Regions from separate parts of the Homo sapiens genome. Here region 2 is linked to region 1. Evidence: chromatin contacts called from ENCODE Hi-C or POLR2A ChIA-PET data. All regions are on one chromosome and are shown on one strand. The core of a region is the stretch at or near the end of the contact, and the rest is flanking DNA. Distances in the headings are between cores, read along the strand shown. Region 1 overlaps ACACB (acetyl-CoA carboxylase beta). Region 2 overlaps CORO1C (coronin 1C).

What was found. Hi-C counts contacts between places; a loop is a spot of excess contacts on that map. ChIA-PET counts read pairs that join two places held with the same protein, here RNA polymerase II (POLR2A). Pooled maps may share reads with other maps.
Region 2: a loop to region 1 is called in a map of prostate gland, with 3 times the contacts of the local background. The contact joins two enhancer-like sites. A Hi-C loop is called at or near these places in 1 of 168 maps with a recorded cell type or tissue (prostate gland) and 3 of 50 pooled maps. POLR2A ChIA-PET finds 5 or more read pairs at or near these places in 1 of 52 experiments (T-cell).

The regions. Positions count from the first base shown.
Region 1 is chr12:109,157,334-109,163,106 of GRCh38, forward strand. All of the region lies in intron 2 of ACACB (acetyl-CoA carboxylase beta), which reads left to right. Among named protein-coding and RNA genes, the nearest start is that of ACACB, 44 kb to the left of the region's middle. Within about 2 kb of position 3,183, at least 6 of the 41 ENCODE cell types and tissues checked have a DNase peak (open chromatin) inside an H3K27ac peak, as active enhancers do.
Region 2 is chr12:108,689,086-108,694,858 of GRCh38, forward strand. The region is part of intron 2 of CORO1C (coronin 1C); the gene reads right to left. Among named protein-coding and RNA genes, the nearest start is that of CORO1C, 40 kb to the right of the region's middle. RefSeq lists enhancers at 2,318-2,597, 2,388-3,069, 2,548-2,842, 3,070-3,751, 4,465-4,977 and 1 more. Within about 2 kb of position 2,391, at least 41 of the 41 ENCODE cell types and tissues checked have a DNase peak (open chromatin) inside an H3K27ac peak, as active enhancers do.

The DNA.
Region 1 (5,773 bases), core at 1,933-4,432:
CATGATCATGGCTCATTACAGCCTCAGCCTCCGGGCTCAAGCAGTCCTCTCACCTCAGCCTTCCAAGTAGTGGGACCACAGGCATGCGCCACCACACCCAGCTAATTTTTGTATTTTTTAGAGAGACAGGGTTTCACCATGTTTCCCAGGCTGGTCTTGAACTCTTGAGCTAAGCAATCCTCACAACTCAGCTTCCCAAAGTGCTGGGATTACAGGCATGAGCCACCATGCCCGGCTCTTTCTTGGTCCGTTGAGACTCTGTGTGGAAGTCGCTGGTCTTGAGTACTGCCCTGGGTCAGCACAAACATTGATGAAAACTAATAAGTAAAGACAGAGTTCGGTTATGAAAGAGCCCTCTGGAGTTGGGAGGCATTTGGGATCTTGTGCTGAAGGCTCGGGCCATCTAAGAAGCCAGAACTCCTGAGAAGGTGAGGTCGCAAATGATGACTGATTTTTCATGGCATGAGAACGGGGTCACAGTTCAGAGAGTAGAGAAATGATTGTGGATCAGAGTGCAGAAGGGCTTGAAATAAAGTTGGGGATGAGGAGGCAGAAGTTGTTTTTTAATGAGTCCCATTTCACTGCCATGCAATTCTGCTCTGAAAGGCCAGCTGCCTGCATGCAAATATTGGCTGTAGACCTATCAGGGGTTTTCACTCTTGGCTACACATTAGAATTTCCTGGTGGGGAGATTTTTGAAAAATCTGGATGCCGGGGACCCCACCTCTACCCCCTAGACATGCTGATGGGACCCCGACATCAGAATCTTATAAAGTTTTTCATGTCAGGGTTGAAAACTCGTGCCTAGCTTGGGGTCAGCAGACTGCTATTATAAACGGCCAGACAGTAAATATTTTTGGCTTTGTGGCCATGTGGTCTCTGTTGTAACTACTCAACTCTGCTGTTTCCTGCACCAGAAGCCATAGTTATGTAATTGAACAGGCCTGGCTGTGTTTCAATCAGACATTATTTATAGATGGGGAAATTCAAAGTTCATATAATTTTTATGTGTCACAAAACAGGATTCTTTTGATTTTTTTTTTTTTTTCGATGACTTAAAAATGTTGGCTGGGCATGGTGGCTTATGTCTATAGTCCCAGCACTTTAGAAGACCAAGACAGGAGGGTTGCTTGAGGAGTTTGAGACCAGTCTGGGCAACATGATGAAACCCCGTCTCTACAAAAATAAACCAATTAGTTGGGCATGGTGGTGCACACCTGCAGTCCCAGCTACTCAGGAGGCTGAGGTGGGAGGATCACTTGAGCCCAGGAGTTTGAGGCTGCAGTGAACTATTTTTGCACCACTGCACTGTAGTCCTGGCAACAGAGGGAGACCCTGTCTCTATAAAAAACAAATAAGGCTGGGTGCGGTGGCTCACACTTGTGGTCCCAGCACTTTGGGAGGCCAAGGTGGGCAGATCGCCCTGAGGTCAGGAGTTCAAGACCAGCCTGGCCAACATGGTAAAACCCTGTCTCTAATAAAAATACAAAAATTAGCAGAGCGTGGTAGCACACATCTGTAGTCCCAGCTACTCGGGAGGCTGAGGCAGGAGAATCACTTGAACCTGAGAGGTGGAGGTAGCAGTGAGCTGAGATCACACCGCTGCACTCCAGCCTGGGCGACAGAGCAAGACTCCCTTTCGAAACAAACGAAACAAAACAAAAAACAATCTAAAAAGTTAAAACCGCTCTTAGCCTGTGGGAGATACAAAAACAGGTGGCCGAGTGGATTTGACCCATGGGTCCTAGTTTGCCCACTCACCCCTGGCCTAGCCAAGGTAGTCATCCCAGGGGGTACTGATGGGGCAGGTGGCTTGAGAAATTTCCAAGGGTCCATTTCTGGAGAGCGTGGTTTTGTGCTGTTTGAACGATATCAACCTTTACTGGGCTACACAGTGTTCTTTCTTGCTTTCTTGTTTGGAAGTAGTTGTAATTACAGAATTGCCTGGCTCAGAATCAGCTCTTAGCAGTGCGGGTAGCCGTTACCATCTCTATTTTATAGAAGAAAAGAGAGGGAAGAAATTGAAGGTCTGATTAATGCCGGGGCCCTAGCCTAATGGCCCAGCCTGGGCTCCTGTAATGCTATCCTGCAGACGTACATGGTAGCTAAAGTGTTGCAAGCTGTTTACTTTGGCTAGGTCCAGGGATAAACTGTTAATTCCATCATGTGAGGAAACTGAGGCAGGGAGTATTGAAGTAACTTTCCCAGGATTACACAGGTTATAAGCGGTAGATTCTGGCTTCAAAGCCTAGGAGGATGGCCGCAGTCTACCAGAGTTTCTAAACTGCGGCTCTGTTGACACTTGGGGCTGTCCAGTTCTTTGTGGGGCTGTCCTGTGCATTGCAGGGTGTTGAGCAGCATCCCTGGTCTCCACCCACTAGATGCCAGTAGCGCATCCCCCAAGTTGTGACAATCAAAGATGTCTCCAGGTATTGCTCCCCGGGGAGCAAAATTTCCCCCAGTTAAGCACTCAGGGCTGGGCGCGGTGGCTCACCCCTGTAATCCCAGCACTTTGGGAGGCCAAGGTGGGCAGATCACCTGAGGTCAGGAGTTCGAGACCAGCCTGGCCAACATAGTGAAACCCCATTTCTACTAAAAATACAAAAATTAGCCAGGCATGGTGGCAGGCACCTATAGTCCCAGCTACTCGGGAGGCTGAGACAGGAGAATCGCTTGAATCTGGGAGGCAGAGGTTGCAGTGAGCCGAGATGGTGCCACTTCACTCCAGCCTGGGTGACAGAGCTAGACTCTGTCTCAAAAAAAAAAAAAAAACCAACCAACCAAACAAAAAACCTCAGCATTATACATGTTTGTCTCTTATTTGAGAGGAATATAAGAGGCCATATGTGTAATGCATGTTTTAAAAGTCCAGTTAATAGAGGGGCTTCCATTTATCTCAGATTGTCTTTCTGCCTAGAAGTTAGATTCTGAGGTCAGCTAGAGTTGGATTTGAAACGGGGCTCTGCCACTTGCCAGCTGTGAAACTGGAGGTAAATGGTCCTCTCTGAACCTCGGTTTCCTCATCGTGAACCTGGAGATGACAGACTCCTCCATACAGGGCTGTGGAGATTCACTGAGAGGCCCCCTGTGCCCAGTCCATAGTGGGCAGCCGAGAATGTTTATTTCCTCCATTCCTGATACTATTCTGCCTGGTCTTGTGCTCCGGCAGCTGACTGCATTTGGTGTTTGGCTGACACCTCTGCTGTTGATTGTACCTGAAGTCATTTCCAAAGTCACCTTGAAACATTTCAGCTCTCACCCTTGCCGTGCTGTATAAGGACAGGGCTTCTCACTGGACAATGGCACTTAGGATGATCCTCCTTCAGTGGAAGCAAATGCTGGCCGAAGGTCAGCTCTCTAGAGCCAATGTTGGTTGGCTTCCAGCTTTATCAAAAAGAATTAAAATAGCCACTTGCCTGGAGATTGGGCCTGAAACAAGGCCAGTCCGGCAGCTTTGTGTGTTCGCTTGCCTAGCCTGCGGTAATGGGCTTGTGGCCTGCCTGATGGAGGGGCTCTGTCACCAGTTTCGAAATCAACATGGTGGCCAAGAATGGTTTTTTTGCCCCCTAGGCCACAAATGAAGTTTTTCTTTGTTGTGCTTTAGGTCAAATTGCTAGAGTTTTAATGTTTGTGTGTGTAGAAATGGGATGTCTCAGACTTTCTGAAGCTGAACCATCAAGCCAGCCAGTCAGGGAAGGTCGTGGACAGAATGAGGGGTGCGGCTGTGTGTGGGAATGTCGATTAGTACAACCTCTGTGGAAAACAGTTTGGAGAGTTCTCAAGGAACTAAAATAGATCTGCCAGTCTCTCCAGCAATCCCACTACTGGGTATGTACACAAAGGAAAAGAAATCACTCAGTCAGATTCGCTTTTCATTGGGAGGATCTTAACATGATTGGTTGAAAACAATAAATAAAATTAGCAAGGAGTCCAGTTGTGGGGTCTCACGCCTGTAATCCCAGCACTTTGGGAGGCTGAGGCAGGCAGATCACTTGAGGTCAGGAGTTCAAGACCACTCTGGCCAACGTGTAAAACCCCGTCTCTACTAAAAATACAAAATTTAGCCGGACATGGTGGCGGGCACCTGTAACCCTAGTTGCTCGGGAGGCTGAGGGAGGAAAATTGCTTGAACCTGGGAGGTGGAGGTTGCAGAGAGCCGAGATTATGCCACTGCTCTCCAGCCTGGGCGACAGAGTGAGACGCAGTCTCAGAAAAATAAAATAAAATAAAATAAAGAAATAATTATATCAAAAGACACCTGTACTTGTATAGTTATCACAGCACTATTCACAGTAGCAAAGATATGGAATCAACCTAAGTGTCCACCAACAGATGACTAGATACAGAAAATTTGGTGTATATATATATATAATTTTTTATGGCTCAGTAGTATTCTTTTGTGTGTATGTGTGTGTGTGGTGTGTGTGTGTGTGTATACCTACATGTATACATGGGTGTTCCTCTTACAAAATTAATAGCTTTTTTCTTATTGAAAATAACACATCATTGCAGAACATTTTTTAAAATATAGCAAAGAGATAACGGCTCTTAATACTTTAGCATTTTTTTCCCCCAGATCAGGGGTCTGTCTACAAATGATGTCCCTTGGGTTGCATCTACCTTTTTTTGTAAATAAATGAAGTTCTCTTTTTTTTTTTTTTTAGGTAGAGTTTCACTCTGTTGCCCAGGCTGGAGTGCAGTGGTGTGATCTCAGCTCACTGCAACCTCTGCCTCCCGGGTTCAAGTGATTTTTGTGCCTCAGCCTCCCCAGTAGCTGAGACTACAGGCGTGCGCCACCATGCCCAGCTACTTTTTGTGTTTTTTTAGTTGGGATGGGGTTTCATCATGTTGGCCAGGCTGGTCTCAAACTCTTGCCCTCAAGTTATCTGCCCATCTTCGCCTCCCAAAGTGCTGGGATTACAGGCGTGAGCCACCGTGCCCAGCGTAGCATTAACCTTTTAGAAGCTAGAAAGCAGATGAATGAGTGGTCACTGGCTTAAGGCTGAGTCCTAATGGAGCAGTGAGGAAAGTTGGGGACCCCTGGCCATCTGTACCACAGAACCCCCAAAAGGCATAGTGTCTGGCAGCAAGGGATGCCCCTGGAGCTGAGGGGTAAGGAGGGTACCAAAATGAGAAGGACAGGGTGGAAGACTCCCAGGTCCCCTCCCCTGTCTCCTGCGGCAGGGGCTGTCCACTTCGACCCCAACAGAAGGCAGCAGTTCAAAGGTACATATAGAGGGTCTTGGGAGAGGGGATCGACAGGCACAGTTGAGGGCATGGGGCCTGTATCCCAAATAGGAAGATAAGGGTCTGAATAGGTGCTGAATTCTTAGAACTTCCCCGTTCCCCCCGGGGCTCCAGGCTGACCTTTACTGTCCAGGCAGAAGACTGGAAAACTTCTCCCTGGGGAATCTGGCCAGCGAGAGAGAAAGACACAAAGATACTGACTCAGGGGATCCCCAACGCACTCCTACCTCACCCTACATTGAGCTCAGGGTCAACCAGGTCCACCACAGTCTCAGAAATTCTGTTCTCACTCATAGTCACAAGGTTGGAACCAAGGCTTCCCTGACATTTGGGTTCAGTTTCTTTTTCTTTTTCTTTTTTGAGATGGAGTTTTGCTCTTGTTGCCCAGGCTGGAGTGTAATGGCACAATCTCAGCTCACTGCAACCTCCGCCTCTCAGGTTCAAGCGATTCTCCTGCCTCAGCCTCCCATGTAGGGGGGATTACAGGTGCACGCCACCAAGCCCGGCTAATTTTTTGTATTTTTAG
Region 2 (5,773 bases), core at 1,141-3,640, 470 kb before region 1:
GCTACTTGGGAGGCTGAGGTGGGAGAATCACTTGAACCCGGAAGGCGGAGGTTGCAGTGAGCTGAGATCGCACCACTGCACTCCAGCCTGGGCAACAGAGCGAGACTCCATCTCTGAAAAAACAAAAAAAGATGGATCAATCTGATAATCACTGGTTCCTGCAAGAAAGGAAATGTAACATTATGTTAAAGTCGCACAACGCTTTACCCAGCAGGCCTACTCTTTCTCATAACTAATGTATGTTTTCACAAAGTAATAAATTCCCATGGTGATAAAAAGTGACACATTCATTCGAGTGATAAGTCAAATCAAATATTCCCCTTTAAGAAGCTCAAGGTATCCCACACACAATTTCTTTCAAGTTTGCATTCTGGAGTGTATCATATAAACCCACACCTTCCTAGGGTGCTGGATTCAGACTGCTTTCTACACGGTTTCCCTTATCTAATCCAACTCAGGCAGCTGTCTCACTTCCAGTACTTTTCCATCTCCTGATCTGCAGTCCTCTATGCCTATTATCCAGACTGGTTACACCACCCGAAGATGTAAGGGCCTAAGAGCCCCCACCCCATCCTGGGGAAGGCAAACAAAGATACTTTACATGACCTGACTCAAAGAACAGTTAAAAGATTTCCACATTGTTCAAACCCCTACCTAATATTCATCTAAGTTTTCATTTTAGGAAAAAATGAGTATCAAAATCACTTTATGTGCCCAAATTTCAATCATAACTTATTTTTGGCTTTGGGTGATACATACTGAGAATTCTTCAACTCAGCAAGGAGAATGTTAAGTCACACATGTGCTCAGAAGTAGAGGAAAAGTTTTCAGCCCAAGCATAAGGGCTCCATTCACACTGTGCAGAGTTCAAAGGAGTCAAAAGCGTATCTATTGAAGTGGGTTTTCCATTTTTTTCAACTTCCTTTTTCTTATGACAGTATTATTTATGTGGATACATGTTTTGTTTGAATTTCTTAAGCCCCTGCTGCTCCACGGGGAGGAGCTAGAGTGATTGTGGTCATGGGACAAGGGGACAGCGGCATGGAAAACAGAGACTCAGCAGCAGACCAAAAAGACGGGTGCACACAATATATGACTTGTGCACAGGCTGGTCCCTGAGAGTGACAGCTCATGGCCCAGGAATAAAACATTCTGAGGAGGCTTTACTTTAAGGGAACCAGAAATACCATCCTTGAGGTAAAAGGAGGTGCTCTGGAATAAACCCTACAGATTGAGTTACCCTGTAAGGTAAGGTAAGCTAGAAACAAAAGCTGCTGGGGAGAGGGAGTATGGGCCTACAGAGACTTCACCTGCCTGTGAGTAAAAAACAGCAGTCTTTTTGGACAGAAGTGAAAATGCCAAGCAAATAATTTTTGCATCACAGATCCTCTCTAAAAACTGGGTTTAATACTGAATAGACCATATTTTAAAATCAATTAAGAACTTGAGGGAAGTTATTGTAAAACTACAAACATTTTATTATCAGAAAGCAAAAACACGGAAAAGTTAACATTTCCTTACTCAACCTTGCCCAAATATGCGATAGCAACCAGAGTAGCTGTATTTCCTAACTTCCTGACTTAAAGAATTTATAAAGTGAAAACCTAATGCTTTCTGCTCATTATTGCAGACAAGTAATTCCATATGATGCTTCTGGGCTGAGAACAAATAAAAACTTGGAACCCAAGATGAGGTAGAATCTAGTTAAAATAAAATTGAGCTAGAAAGCAAAAGCTGAAAAGCAGAAGAACTACAGATGTAAATGCAATATGGAAAATTAAAGCATTCAATATCAAATCAGAAAATAGAGAAACTGGTTGTCTAAGCCCTCGTAGTAAGCAAATGACATTGGAGATTGATCTACTGAAACCCTCTGTGAACGCTGAAGAGCTCCAGGGCTAACCCTTCCCATTGCAGCTCTGCATTGGTTTAATCCACAGGTCTCAGAATGAAAATCCACCCTCCTTGGATGGTGGAGATGATAAATAGAAAAATATTACAACTTTTTTTGGGGGGTGGGAGGGGCTAATGCCTTGGGCTCCATGGCTGAGTCAGTTCCACACAAGCAAGAGGACTGCAGTATAGACTCAATTCAGTCAGCCAGAAATGAAACCCAAGTCACCGTTCCTCCAAGAAAGCAGACATGTGTCCCATCACATGCCCTCTCAGCTCATTCTTCCCCAGACTCAACTCAGGTCCCACCCCTAATGGGCGAAGATATTCAACTTGGCAGGAGCAGATGATTTGCTACATGTGGTTATAAGGTGGCTTCTGGGCAAAACCGTGACTCCAGAAATGTGTTCATGACACCTTGAGTTTATTTCAGAGTAATGTGTGTTCAGATACCTTTCTTTACCGGAGATACAGCAGCTTTCCCAGACTGGGGTTACCATGTTTACACACTGAGGGCTTCTGCTGGCAGCAATTGTCAGCCTGCTTAGCACAGACTGGCACGCTCCACAAACCCAGTAAAGAGTTAAACGTTCTTTGCACTTGACTCAGTGGCTTCTCTTCACCACACACTCCCAGATCCCACCATTCTCTGAGCCACCCGTGCAGCCAATCAAAGCAAAGGAAGGAAATTATCCTGGCCGGCTGACAGCCACAGCGCTCTGATGGCCATATATGGTAAAAACCACTGTCAGAGCCCTGTCAGGCCTGCGGGCCGGCTGCTGTGGACATATCAGTGAACTGCAGCAGCAGGAGAAGCTGGCCAAGGAAACGCACAAAGGCTGCCTGCTCATCTCCAGGGGAGGGGGTGGGGTGGAAACCATCATCTGCCAGGGCACACATTCAGTGAGTCACAGCCACTCACTGTCATCAAAAATAGCCCCGGGGTACATTGGGAAGTTCCTTCTGCCAGGACTTTGTGCTCCATTGTTAACTGGGGGTGAGCAGGGTGCCCACCCCACCCCTCCCAGCAAAACTGTGGATAACACAGTCACTAGGAGAAAATGAAAAGGCCCTTCTGTGGCACTTCATGTGGTAATGAGGCCAGGCCGTGCTCGTGTGGCTGGCAGCTCGTGACATAATTTGGAAGTCATTGTTCTGCACCTGGTGCCCTCCCCCTGCATCCTCCACCCCTCCCAGTCCTGTCCCCCAGCTTTTCACGGCCCATACACTTGGCAGTTGAAGGTGCTCCAGGCATCAGACAATCTATTTCAGGAGGCAGTGAATGGGCATCCCACGACATGTCAGGACACTGGCTGGCTCTGAACAAAATCCTCTGCCCCTAACACCAAAGCTACCAAGTGCCAAATGTCCACATCTGTACAAAGGGCTACCGGCACTGCCACTGTTGTCTAAAACAGAGTACCACAATGTGTAGAAATGGAAATTGCCTGTCAGCAATGCACAGTAAGGCAGACATGCAGCCAATGCAAATCCAGCAGGTGCTGGCAAAGACTGTGGATCACACAGAAAAGCACTGTCAGGAGACTGCCATTCCCTCTCAAGTAGCCCATGAAAGAAGGCACTTATCAGCACGGCGCCTGGCACTTAAAGGAAGCCCTCAACAAATGTGAACTGCTGCGATTTCATCACTGTCACTGTGTCCTCACAAGGCATGGTATAGACCAAGTACTTTCCAAACCTAAGACAATTCTCTGAGCTGACAGAATGAAAGCCCTGTCAAGTTACTGTTTTTGTTATTAAACTCTCTAATCCCAGAGAAAGAATGCAAAGGATTCAGTGTCCATTAGACCACAGCTTTTTTTTTTTTTTTTTTTTTGAGACAGAGTCTTGCTCTGTCGCCCAGGCTGGAGTGCAATGGTGCTATCTCAGCTCACTGCAACCTCTGCCTCCTGTGTTCAAGCCATTCTCCTGTCTCAGCCTCCCGATTAGCTGCGATAACAGGCGTGTGCCACCATGCCCAGCTAATTTTTGTATTTTTAGTAGAGACAGGGTTTCACCATGTTGGCCAGGCTGGTCTCAAACTGCTGACCTCAGGTGATCCACCTGCCTCGGCCTCCCAAAGCGCTGGAATTACAAGCTTGAGCCACCGCGCCCGGCTAAACCACAGATTCTATATCCTCCCCCCTAAAGAAAAATTCGTTCACACTCAGTAGAAAAAAAATTAATAAAAATATACATGTACAAATCAAATAAGGACTCAGCAACCTAAGTTCTAATTCACAAACAACCTCACGGTCTTGGACAACCACTCAATTTGGTTTCAATTTCTACAACTGTAGAACAGAGGAATGATCCCACCCTACCAAGTGAAAAAACAGAGACACTGTTCATGAAGGGGACTATCCACGTACGATCTGCTGACATTCTGCAGTCTCATTTCCATCAACGTGACAGAAGTCACTGCTTTTTCCTAAAGATGATACAAACGAAAGACGCCATGTTGATCTAGTTAAAACAATGATTCTAAAATATAAAACAGTGCTTATTCTAGTTCTTTTCCCCATAACAATCAAGGAAAATACCAATTTTGCCAAATTCACACTGAAAGTGAAAGAAAGGGTCAAGAAATGTAGGATTTTCTACCAAAAAGCTATCCTTCAGCTTCTTTTGACTCATAATGTTAGTTCACACTATGCATAAATGATTTGTTTATCTTCCAATCAAACATTCTATTTCTGCAATACTACAAAAATCCACCTAAACTAGACATCCTGGAGTCTGAAGGAGGAATGTGCCTACCACCTACTTCTTTGCCCTCCTAGGGACAGAGCCCCTCTACTAACTTAACAGTTTAAAAGTTGGGTTGGCTCCTCTTCTGTTTCATCTTTAGCTCCTACGCAGAGGAAAAAAAAAAACCTGAATTCAAACCGAACCTTCTCTGTGATGTCTTCCTTACCTTCTAAGCCTAGGGTGAAACTATCTCTCACACCCCAGTGCTAAAGCACTTCATGCACAAAGCACCCCCCTGGAGAGATCAAGCACAGTTGTTGAAGCTTCTTAAAAGCAAGAACCTAGCCGGGTGTGGTGGCTCACGCCTGTAATCCCACTTTGGGAGGGCAAGGCAAGAGGATCAGGAGTTCGAGACCAGCCTGGCCAACACAGTGAAACTCTGTCTCTACTAAAAATATAAAAATTAGCCGGGCATGATGGTACACACCCGTAGTCCCAGCTACTCACGAGGCTGAGGCAGGAGAAGTGCTTGAACCTGGGAGGTGGAGGCTGCAGTGAGTCAAGATCGCACCACTGCACTCTAGCCTGGGGAACAGAGCAAGACTGTCTCAAAAAAAAAAAAAAAAAAAAAAAAAGCAAGAACCCACCACAGGTCGCTGCACATGCAGGCACTAAGGAATGAATATGTGAATGAATGAATGTGATTTTTCTAAAGTACTGTGTTAAATTTCACAAACATTTAAGCAATAGTTAGCTCTTTATATGTACTCTGGTAATATTACTGATAATATTTTTCAAAATCTCAATATGTAATAAGTTCATTGTAAAAAAATATTTTTAAGTGCAGGTAATTATAAAGAAGAAAATAAAACATCACTTTTAGTCCCATCAATGTTAACATTGCACATTATTTCCTAAAAACTAATAACACAATTGAAGTTAAGTACGAGATAATGACTATGATCTTATAACACATTTTTTAGGTTATATGAAGGTACCATGGAATACAGGATAACAAAATCTTGCCATATAGCTTTCTCTTGCTATTGAAAGGAATCCCTCAATTATTCACTTAGGACTTAAGAATGTTTATATGTATATAGATATTATATTTCTACGTAGATTTTTTTCTTAAAGGCTAGGTGGAAATATAGTGTTCAAAACTACCAGAAAGCCTTTTAAGTCACTC